Linked DNA regions of Homo sapiens: region 1 is linked to region 2. The links are chromatin contacts, found by Hi-C or POLR2A ChIA-PET in ENCODE. All regions are on one chromosome and are shown on one strand. Each heading gives the region's core, a stretch centred on a gene start or an enhancer-like site at or near the end of the contact. The rest is flanking DNA. Distances are from core to core; before and after follow the strand shown. Region 1 overlaps THSD4 (thrombospondin type 1 domain containing 4). Region 2 overlaps THSD4 (thrombospondin type 1 domain containing 4).

Region 1 (5,908 bases), core at 1,625-4,124, 37 kb before region 2:
CTGCACCCTGGGTGTTGTCTCTAAACCCACAGGCAGGCCTCATCACGCCCGCCCTCTTTCTCCTTATCCTCCCTGTAGCACTAACACTGCAGACGACCACCTTCTCTTCAATGTCCTCTTGTCCCTTTGCATCCCTGTCACTACAGCCCCCTGGTTCCCTTCCCCTGGGGTTGTTCCTTCCCTGATTCTACTTTTTTCTCCACCCCGATGCAGACATTCCCCAAGGGTCATGGCTCAGAGTCCACAGCTCCTTCCTCCCCTCTCCCCTTTCCTGCTGTCTCCTAGGATGGGGAACACCCACATTCCTGTTGATCCTAGCCCACATACTGCCTGTGGTCCTGGATTTCCATTCACCTGCTCAGCATTCCCACCAGGATTCCCTGCTTTCACCTCAAACTCATTTAGTGTTAATTTCAAGTCCTCAACTTCCTCTCACATCTGTTCTTCCCCACTGGGCATCCCTCTTTGTGTCAGGTTTGATGTTATTCCAGTCACCTTGACTCTTCTCTGTCCTTTACCCCCTTCATGAAATCAGCCATCCTGCCACATTGATTCCCTCCTGGGAGTGTCTCCAGAATTCCTTTCTCACGTCCATTTCTTTCCTCTTCCCACAATCAGTGCCACATCAGGCCCAGATAACTGTGGCCACCTCCTTTTGGTCCCTCCCTGCACATCACCCTGCACACACCTGCTAGGTGAGTATTCGTACAGCATCTCCTTAAGGTGTCACCACCTTCCCCAACCCAGAGCCTTTGGTAGCTCCCTCCTAGGGCATGAAGTTTAAGCTCCAGAGCTGGGGGATTGAGACCCTCAAAATCTGATCTTACCAATTGTTTGCTGATGTTTCAATCCAATATGTCTCGGCATGAGTTCTTAACCCAGCCAGACTGATCTACTTACAGACCTAATCATATTTTTCATATTCTGACCTCATGCCTTTGCTTATACTGGTCCCATCACCTGGGATCCCTTTCTTGGATAACTAGCACAGGTTGAGGAGACAGCAGAGACTAGGAGTCTGTGAACATAAGTTGGCCTGGTTTGGGCAAAGAGTTTGCAAATGGGAGCAAGGGGGAAAGATTTGTTTTTCTCAGGGCAGATCAGAATTATGTGTGTCCCAGGGGAGATCCAAATGATCTGACCCAACCACAGAATGGCCAGAAAAAGGTTGCAAGTCAGAACAAGGGTTGGTGGTCTGGCCAAACAGTGACAGGGCAAACTATCAATCAAGACCCAGAAGAGTGGTGGTATGAAGGAGGTGAGTATGGGACTGGTGTGGGAGACTCAATCATGGTAAGAACAGTGTCAAGAAACAGGACATCTAAACTAGGGCATAAGGAAGGAGGCTGGGTCCTAAAAATTCAGAGCATGAAGATCAGAAGAGAGCCTGCAGCCAGGCCCTCAGACCTGAGCACTGCCTTCATCTTGTCCTACATACATTCAGGATTGGCTCCAGTCAGAGACAGCACATGCAAGAGGTGTGAGCAAAGGATGTGAGTACTCCTCCTCCTGCACCCATGACAGACATTACTAATCAATTCTGGCACTCTTTCACCTTGGGCACAGTCATGGTCTCAGAATCTCTTGCATAAGAACTCTCGCCATTAATCAACTGCAAGTAGCAGGAGACAAACTCTATTTGTTATGCATAATCACAAAGTCGCAGGTAGGGCCTAGTCGGTATGTGACAGTACATTGGTCTCAGTGATAAATAATACAGAGTCATAGTAGAAAAGTGCTAGGTCAGTTGTTCTCAAACTTTGAAGTTCACCATAATCACCTGGAGGGTTTATTAAAACCCAGATTGCCAGGGTCCTCCTCCAGAGCCTCTGATTTAGTAGGTGTGGAATGCAATGGAATGTGAAAGCAAATTTGGGAGTGAGGCCCGAATTTGCATTCCTAACAAGTTCCCAGGTGATGCTGATGCTTTTGGTCCAGGGACCGCACTTTGAGAACCACTGCACTAGATAAAACCACATCCTCTCTCCTCTTGTTCTTAACTTATCTTTCAAGGCTGGCTGGAACCCCTTCTCCTGGGCTTCAAATGACCCCTTCCAACTCCACTCACAGAGGACATCATCAATACTGCTTGTGGAATCTGTCAACAAACATGTATTGTGCCAGGAGTAACACAGACAGGCAAAGTCCCTGCTCCCAAAAAAGACACAGTAGGGGGCTGGGGAAGAGTGACCCAAACAACTGAACAGGCAATTACAATTCAGTGTGAAAGTGATGGGAGGGGAGAAGCATAGGCAGCGATGAGAACACAGAACCAGAGCATCCAACTCGGTCTTGGAAGGTCAGAAAAGGCTGCTCAGAGGAAAGCACCAATGAGGTTGAGATGAAGATGGAGAGAAGTTGTCAGGAAGAGGGAGAAAACATCACTGTCTTGGGCTATTTCCCTTTCGCACACATATGTGTCCACATGCACATACTCTGCCTCATCTCTCCATGTAAACTGTAACATACTTGGATGAAAAGATCATCTTTAGTGTACACAATCCTCGTGGTGCTCGGTCCCTGGCAGACATGCAGTTTTTATTAAGTGAATGCATACATTTGCAACATCCTGGAATTGTTCTACATTTAGGAAGTGGGGGAAATGGGGAAAAGGGAGTGTGAGGAGATGTGGATTTGTCTGAAATCCCTTCTGTGGGCTTCTGGGGATTTCTGTGGCTGTGAGGATTTCTCTAAATACCCGCAGGACAGGTGATTCCACATTAAGCCCCTACAGTACACCCTTTCTTAGTCTGGGAGGCTCACTTTTACCAAGCAGCACGTCTGTGCATGGTGATTAATGGTCTGCTGTCCTAGCCTTTGTGTCTACCCAGCCCAAGCCACCATCTGTGAATAGTCTCTTGCTTGAGTAATAGCCTTGTCTAGCAAATTGTTTTGCACATTTATAAACAGAGATTGGGCGTTTTCCTTTGCTGCCTTAATTTCAAGTGATTAGGCTGAGGTCATTCCTGCAAGCAACTTCTTTCCTAGAATTCAAAGTCTGAAGGTCAGGGCCATTGCTCACCCTCAAGATTCATTCCTCAATGCAGCCTCTGAAGAAGCTGGAGGGAGACCCAGAGCTCTGATGAGGTAGAGGCAGCCTTTCTAACAGCAGAACTGGTAGAACTTCACTCCTTCCCCTAGAACCACCACTTTCTGATTTGGATATTTAGATGAACATTTTCTTACCACATCCCCTTCTTATTGCATCCAATTATTCATATATAGCATGTGGTTAGCTCATGTGCCACTTTAGATGGGATAAGAAGTAACAGATACTCACTTGCTGATCTCTCTCTTATCCAGCTCTGTCTCCCCAGAAGATAGCACACCCTGATGCATACTGAGTGCTCGACAGATGGGAAATGAGTGAAATAATGAAGATATCGACTTCATGGTACATTTGAAATGAAGAAAATGAACTGAGTGCTTTGCAAAGAAAGGTACACTTCCCTCTGCATCCCCCATTTGAGAGTTTCTACCACTCCACAGTCAAGGACATCAGGGCAGAAGGACTGTAGTACTGAGCACTAGAAACATGTGTTTGCATCACTTTGGAAGAGGACAAACATCACCCAGCCCATGCTCAGCTGTTCCACACAAGAAAATACAAGCCAGCATTTTGCATATCATTCCAGGTCTACCCTCTTGACTTATTTTGTAGTTGAATTCAGTCCAGTGTTCACATAACATCCTGAGGGAAGGGTTGTCCTAGTGACTTTACAACTGATTGCAGACAAGCAGTTTCAGAATTTTTAAAGTAATGATTTTTAATTCTCAGGGACCATCATGCAGCATTTGTGTGTATATAATGCTTTCTCCAAGAAACACTCACTCACTCTCAACGGGAACACTGTCTTTCGTGAACTGCCTGTGACCTTCAGGATGAAAAGCCAGAGTCCCACCACACAGAGTCACAGATTTTGGAAGCAGAATGGACTTTGACAACATCTGCCTGGACCCTTGTAGCTCATGGAGAGGCAATTTGGACAGGAGCAAGTCAGTGGCAGAGTAGGGCCAAGAACTCGAGTTTCCTGACCACCATTCGAAGCTGTCTTTTAGAAGCTGAAGGAAAGCTTCACCACCAGATCTTATGGATCCAGAAAAGATCCCAAAAATATAGTTGGGTTTGAGGTATGTCAATGTGTTTCAATGATGATTTGCTATTTGAGTCATAAGCACCTCCAAAATGTCTTTGTTTCAGCCACCGGGATATCCTGTGTATTAGACCCTAAAATAGGAGTCATGTAAGTTCAAGTTAGGAGAAAGCCAGAGAACTCGGCACCCAATAAAGAAAGGAAATAACAGTCTTTTCAAAGACTCATGAAACAGCCACTAAAACTGCCTGTGTATTAGACCATAATACAAAATTCACTACATTTTAAAAGTTCAGACTTATTCAGGGCTATATTTCTGACCCAAAAAGCAATAAAACTAGAAATTATTAAGAATTATTTTTAATCCATCCACTTGCAGTTATAGGCATTCTTCTAAATAACTTTTTGATTAAAGAGGCAGTTAAGACTGAAATTATGAACTATTTAGATAAACTGTTTCCAACCCCAACCCTAATGCTATCTGAATATTTTTAGACCAGTCTTAGAATCTCTCGATTTTCTTCTCTCTGAAAGGAGGTTGTTGCAAGATTGAAAAGAGATAACAAGAAAGAGGGCCTAGCCTGCGGGAGGGGCGCCCGCCATTGCTGAGGCTTGAGTAGGTAAACAAAGCAGCCAGGAAGCTGGAACTGGGTGGAGCCCACCGCAGCTCAAGGAGGCCTGCCTGCCTCTGTAGACTCCACCTCTGCAGGCAGGGCATAGCTGAACAAAAGGCGGCAGAAACCTCTGCAGACTTAAATGTCCCTGTCTGACAGCTTTCAAGAGAGTAGTGGTTCTCCTAGTACGGAGTTTGAGATGTGAGAACGGGCAGACTGCCCCCTCAAGTGGGTCCCTGACCCCCGAGTAGCCTAACTGGGAGGCACCCCCCGGTAGGGGCACACTGACCTTACACGGCCAGGTACCCCTCTGAGACGAAGCTTCCAGAGGAACAATCAGGCAGCAACATTTGCTGTTCAGCAATATTTGCTGTTTTGCAGCCTCCACTGCTGATACCCAGGCAAACAGGGTCTGCAGTGGACATCCAGCAAACTCCAACAGACCTGCAGCTGAGGGTACTGACTGTTAGAAGGAAAACTAACAAACAGAAAGGACATCCACACCAAAACCCCATCTGTACGTCACCATCATCAAAGACCAAAAGTAGATGAAACCACAAAGATGGGGAAAAAACAGAGCAGAAAAGCTGAAACTTCTAAAAATCAGAGTGCCTCTCCCCCTCCAAAGGAAAGCAGCTCCTCGCCAGCAACGGAACAAAGCTGGATGGAGAATGACTTTGACAAGTTGAGAGAAGAAGGCTTCAGACGATCAAACTTCTCTGAACTAAAGAAGGAAGTTCGAACCCATTACAAAGAAGCTAAAAACCTTGAAAAAAGATTAGACAAATGGCTAACTAGAATAACCAGTGCAGAGAAGTCCTTAAATGACCTGATGGAGCTGAAAACCATGGCACAAGAACTACGTGACGAATGCACAAGCTTCAGTAACCAATTCGATCAACTGGAAGAAAGGTTATCAGTGACTGAAGATCAAATGAATGAAATGAAGCGAGAAGAGAAGTTTAGAGAAAAAAGAGTAAAAAGAAATGAACAAAGCCTCCAAGAAATATGGGACTATGTGAAAAGACCAGATATACATCTGACTGGTGTACCTGAAAGTGATGGGGAGAATGGAACCAAGTTGGAAAACACTCTGCAGTATATTATCCAGAAGAACTTCCCCAACCTAGCAAGGCAGGCCAACATTCAAATTCAGGAAATACAGAGAATGCCACAAAGATACTCCTCGAGAAGAGCAAC
Region 2 (5,469 bases), core at 641-3,140:
AACTTGGGGGTTTGGAAGGATGAGTAGGAGTATTTCTGGATTAAAAAAATCAATAAAAGGGAGGCTCAGGCAGAAGTAACAGTTTGGGTAGACAGAGACAAAAAATACAAAAAACTCAGCATAGAACACTGAAAAAGTTTAATGGAGATAAAACATACTAAGAATGCTAAAATGCTATGAAGAACCCAGAGGGAGTTCTTAAGTGATATCTTAAGGGCAGAACACAAAGCTAACAAAAAGATCTCAGGGTAGGTGAGGTCAGGACAAAATGTCCTGAGAAGAGGCGAGGCCGCAGAGATGGCCAGTGGCTGGAGCAAGACACAGTGTGATGTCCTGCAAGGAGCCTGCTTTTAACTCGTAAACACTGGTCACTCAGGCACCTGTTTCTATAGAAACAGAGGTGACCTTTAGGACAGACAGGTCTTCACTGACAGCCCCAGAACTCCAACTCTGGTTTCCAGACAATGGCCAGACCCTGACCTCAGTTCTGGCTACATTAAACTGGAGATTTCAGTCTTTCATAGGTCCACTCGGTTGGGTAGAGTTGGAAGGTCTTTTCTCCCTTGTCCCATTTCCCCCTTCTCTTACCTCCCACCAAGTGTCTGTTGCTGCAAGAGGCCAGTTAAGGGTGTCTTTTCCTTCTAATAATCTCAGTGTTTGGGCACAGATTAACCAAGCCCAAACAACAGAACTAACTCAAAAACAAAAGCTAAGCTCCAGCCCTGATGCAGTGAATACACGTGTTTGTAACTCCTCTGTCAACTACCTCCTAACCTCCTGCCTGTCTCTAAAGACACCATAAAAGGAGAAATCAGAGCCGAAAGAACCTCACTGCAGAGTAGATCAGTGTATTAATTTATAACAGTTCACATACTCTCGGCATTACCTCATGGCCCAATTCTAGGATCCACGCGCGAGTATGAACTGGAGCAATGTGAACCTCCCTGATATCTATAAGTGTTCAGACTCCGGTCCAAAGAGTGTTTATCATGCTACATGAAGCAGACCCCTTGCTTTCAGATCTTCCTGTCCTACTGCTGAGTGTTCGGAAAGAAGCTCAGAGTGGGGCGGGGGGTGGGGGTACCTAAGCCATCACCTGGAGAATCCTCCCATTTCATGGGATACCAAGACTGTAGGATTGGCTCAAGGTCACACAGCTAATTAGGGAAACTCCAGGATTCAAAGCTCAAACTTCTGATTCTTCAGTGTTTGAAACCATATTTTGAACCCAGTTCTTAGAGAAAAATAAGCAGATAAGATTTTGGGGCATTGATGGGGGAACAGTTTAATGATAGAACAGGGAAGAAAAATATGAGCACAATTCTTTTCTAGGTACAACAAGGCATTTTACATACATTTTTCCAGTTAATCCTCATAATCCTTCCAGGAACTTATCAGCTCCACCAGTTTACACAGGGAAGCGGCTGAGGCTGGAAGGACCAGAAAGTTGCCCACAGTCATTAGTAAATGAGAGCCCCATTTGACCTTCGAATTGCCCATTTCTGCCTACATCACATTGCATGCAGAAATCACTTTCCTAACCTTTACTCAAGCCTGCTGGGAACGTCTCCGGTGGGCTCAGCCTCTACTAGGTTCACCTGGGGTATGCAAAGGCCCTCCTCAAGTGTTCAGGCAGAGCCTCATCTTCCAGCCTGGCTGAGGGGCCCTCTCTCCCAGGGCCCAAGTTCTTGAGAACCTCCCAGAGCCCAGTAAGAATTTGCATAATTAATGACCTGCGGGCCAGAATGTCCAAGCCTCTCTCACCCCATCCCTGACTGGGAAACCTTTTAGCTATTTATCAGGCCAGACCTGTTTATCCAGTTTCCATTTGGGACAACTTTTCACATGTTAACTAGCTGATCCTTGTTAAGCTAGGGTTTGGCTCACAAGGCAAGTATTTGCGGTTTTTCTCCTGGGCTGAAACACTGAGTAAGGAGCATCAAGCCCTCCAGGGGCAGGTTTCCTCCCACTGCCTCAGGCTCTGCCCACTTTTCACTCCTGGCTCCCACAAGGGCATTGGGCCTGGCTCTACCCTCGGTCCCCCTGGACTGGAATGCAACCACATGCTGTATGTCCAGGTGGGGCCACTCTAGACCCTACCACTGGCCTGGCTGCTGCAGCCACTACCACCCCTTACAGTTCTTGGGTTGGAAAATGACCACTTCATGTTTTCAGTGTTGTACCCAACTAAGACACATCCACATGCACAGACTTCCTCTGCCTAGCCCAGGACCAAGGCGGTCACTACATCATTACAGTCCTTCTCTTTCCTCCTTGCCTCCCACTTCTCTCCAAAACAAAGCACATGCATGCACGCACACACTCCCTCTCCCCTCTCTCTCTGATTTAGCCCAAGGATTGGAAGGCCCTCAAGTAAACTGTGCCTTGCAAAAACTGCCCTTTGCCACCCTAAGGCATGTACTAAAATGTGATCAAAGTTACCTTCAGTTGACATGAAGGAACAGCATTTTCCACCGGTGAAAGTGTGAAAGTCTAGCTCGTTTTAACAGGTTTGACAGGTTTGTATGTCATTCTTAGACTCTCTCCTACTTCTTACAGAAAAATTAGATTGGGGTTAAATCCATTTACTGCTTCAGACACTGTATCCAAATTGCCAAATAAGGGAAAATAAGTTGTAAATTAAAATGATACTTTAAGGAACAGAAATGATAAATTTTTAGATTTGGGTTTGGAAAGCACCTCTTACAGAAATATAACACTTTATGTCTCTTAAAAAGTCTAATTCAGTGATTTGAACATGTGGTACTTCAAAACAAACTCAGATATGGTTCCACGTGGAATATAGTTCATGACCAGTGATAACTCCAAACATTCTGGATACTGATCTTCAACTTTAAGAAAAACAATCACACTCAAATTACTTTTTTCCCTTAACAGTTAAAATGATAAAGTATAAAATTCCTTGCTTTAAATATTGCTAATTAGAAATTTTAACTTTTCTATAACTTGAATTTGAATCTCTTCTGTTTAAATGACAACTGAATTTCAGATTTAACAAAATATTATGAACTCATAATAAAGGGTATTAATGTATTTGTTATCTACCACTTCCTTCCCTGTATCTTTGGGCCCTCACCACTCAGACCAAGGTTGTAACATTTTTATTCTAGAAGTTGAAAAACACTGCCCTAAATCCCTTGATTAAAAACATTCTAGAAGCTTGAGCATTTTGTGGGGAGAGGGAGACAGTGTGTGAACATGCCTCACATGTGCTGGCTGAGCAGGGGATGGCCTCCATCACTTTATTTCCTCTTCCTAATGGATTGCAATGCGAAAGGCCATCCACCGAGGTGATCTCTCCCCAATGATTGAGATTCTTTTTTTCATTGACTGTGTTCTGCTGCAGTCCAGCCCCTCAGGTTTGGCCTTCCACATCATTCCCCGACAACCCACCCCCATGCCCTTCTCCAAGAAGGATGACCTCAAGTGTGAAATAATCTCCAGCATCTGTTTGGGGCTTTGATTTTGTGGGTTTATTTTACACATCCTAATTCTGCAGGAAACTCCCTGCAGATGTGGAGAAGCCCTCAGTTACTGACCCCTTGTTAAAAGAAACAGCCAGAAACCAGAAACATGACCAGGAAGATAAACAGCTGTTGAGGTCTCAGCTGCTCTCCAGAGTGGCATCATCTTCGGAAATAAGCCTTGCATTCATCTTCACCGAGGAAATTGGGCCTTGAAGTTCATTTAGTTAGAGATGGTAAAAGCATGGCACACATACCTCCCACCCTTCTCTCGCACCCGTGACAGACATCACTCATCAATCATTATATCCTTTTTCTCTGGGTCTGAAATCAGCCCCAGAATTCTCCTCAAAAAGGGGTCCAGACAAACTCTGTGAAACCATATTAAATATATTTGTCATTCTAGAAGTCTAGGTTCTAAGGGATAAAGATTCTGAAAAGAAAAATTAAATAAAATCTGTGCATTTTTGTTGGGAGGGGTTGGGGAGAGGTTAGGGGGTACTTGGTTCAAGTCCTAAACAGAGTAGGAAATTCTGTTTCCTTGAAATACCATCTCAAAGCCCACAATACTGATTTAAGAAAAGAGCCCTCAACTAAAAGCAGAAGAAGTTGCTGGGGCTGACAAGTATTTGCATTTCCTGAACGTGAGCTGTGTTCCAGGCACTGCTCTAAGCACCTCACATGTATTGTCTCATGTAATTAACAGAAGATGATTCTGATGCTAACATGACCCAGGATTCAAGACTCATTTCTCAGATCCAACATGTTTCACAGATGAGTGCAGCACAAGTCACACAAGACAGCTGCCTGCCAAGAGTGCGCTCACCCTCCCCAGACCTGAGCTCCATTAATTCTGCTCAGGAAGGAGGGCCTTTTTCAAATCCAGCACAGCCCTGGCCCATCTGCTCCAGTGTGTCACTTAGCCATAGTCTGTTTCTGAATGTGCAGCTTCAAAAAGAAGCAGATTTTGTAACGGATTCCCCCTTTGTCCCAGATAGACAGCACAACCTCCATGAAAGATGTGCATCTTCCTTCTTCCAGTGAAGAAGTTCTGCTGACAGTTCTGAGCACTATGAGGGCCACAGGTCTATCCTGCAACAAACATATCAGGCTAAGGGCTTACTTTCAAAGAACTAGAGAGAGGGAGGCTGGTTTGTTTCTTCTCCTAGGCTTGGGTCAGACACTGGCAAACTGACTCATTTGCCTTGATGGGCTGGCATTTGGCCGCAGCCTTGGTCAATGCCAATTTCAGCGTTATTTGGCCCTTGGGGATTGTCCATGGGTCCTGGGTGACAGCCATGCACCAACTGCCCCCAGAGCTGGGGAATGAGAAAATGACATGAACAATGATAAAAATAAAAATGAGAGCTACTGACTGTATTGGATGTTTAGTAAGCACTCAGAAAATGTACCAAAGGCTTCATATACACTCTCATGCTGAATCCCCAAATTCTTCTGTGACCTGTTCATCTAGAAAGCTGCCGATGTCCACCTCTTAGAGAAATGGTTCTGTGGTAGTCGAGTGTCGGTTTCAAAGCTAGGATTTTGAAGAAGTCCTTTAACTCTGTTTCCCCATTTGTGAGAAGAGATTACCCTTATGTTTCATGTTATGCATCATGAAGAAAAATGATCCACAAAAATATGCCTTGGCTATTCTGCAGAAAAGAACAAAGTAAGTTCTCAGTTTATGACTGTTATGGTTGCTGATATACTGCTCTGGCTTCCGGTTTGCTGGGTGTATCTTATCACACTGTCCTCCATATGTGAATCCTAAACCTTAAAAACAATGTTTCTTTAGATACTTTCATCAACTCAACTCGAAACTAAAACAACAGGCTGGGAGGCAGTGAGTTTCTTGAGGGCAGAGGTTGTGTCTTACTCATCTCTGAATTCCACATATTTGGCTTAAAAGAAACAGGCAAAAATGTTATTTGAGGATAAAGACCAGAGGGAGGTTGAGAAAGGGAAGAAAGAAGCCACAACC

Evidence for each region. A loop is a pair of places that touch in the nucleus more often than their neighbours do. ChIA-PET counts read pairs that join two places held with the same protein, here RNA polymerase II (POLR2A). Pooled maps may share reads with other maps.
Region 1: a loop to region 2 is called in a map of aorta, with 2.7 times the contacts of the local background. The contact joins two enhancer-like sites. A Hi-C loop is called at or near these places in 2 of 168 maps with a recorded cell type or tissue (aorta and heart left ventricle) and 3 of 50 pooled maps. POLR2A ChIA-PET finds 5 or more read pairs at or near these places in 5 of 52 experiments (H1, PC-9, WTC11 and 2 more).

The regions. Positions count from the first base shown.
Region 1 is chr15:71,371,762-71,377,669 of GRCh38, reverse strand. All of the region lies in intron 6 of THSD4 (thrombospondin type 1 domain containing 4), which reads right to left. Among named protein-coding and RNA genes, the nearest start is that of THSD4-AS1, 190 kb to the right of the region's middle. Within about 2 kb of position 2,874, at least 3 of the 41 ENCODE cell types and tissues checked have a DNase peak (open chromatin) inside an H3K27ac peak, as active enhancers do.
Region 2 is chr15:71,333,877-71,339,345 of GRCh38, reverse strand. The region is part of intron 6 of THSD4 (thrombospondin type 1 domain containing 4); the gene reads right to left. Among named protein-coding and RNA genes, the nearest start is that of THSD4-AS1, 150 kb to the right of the region's middle. Within about 2 kb of position 1,890, at least 13 of the 41 ENCODE cell types and tissues checked have a DNase peak (open chromatin) inside an H3K27ac peak, as active enhancers do.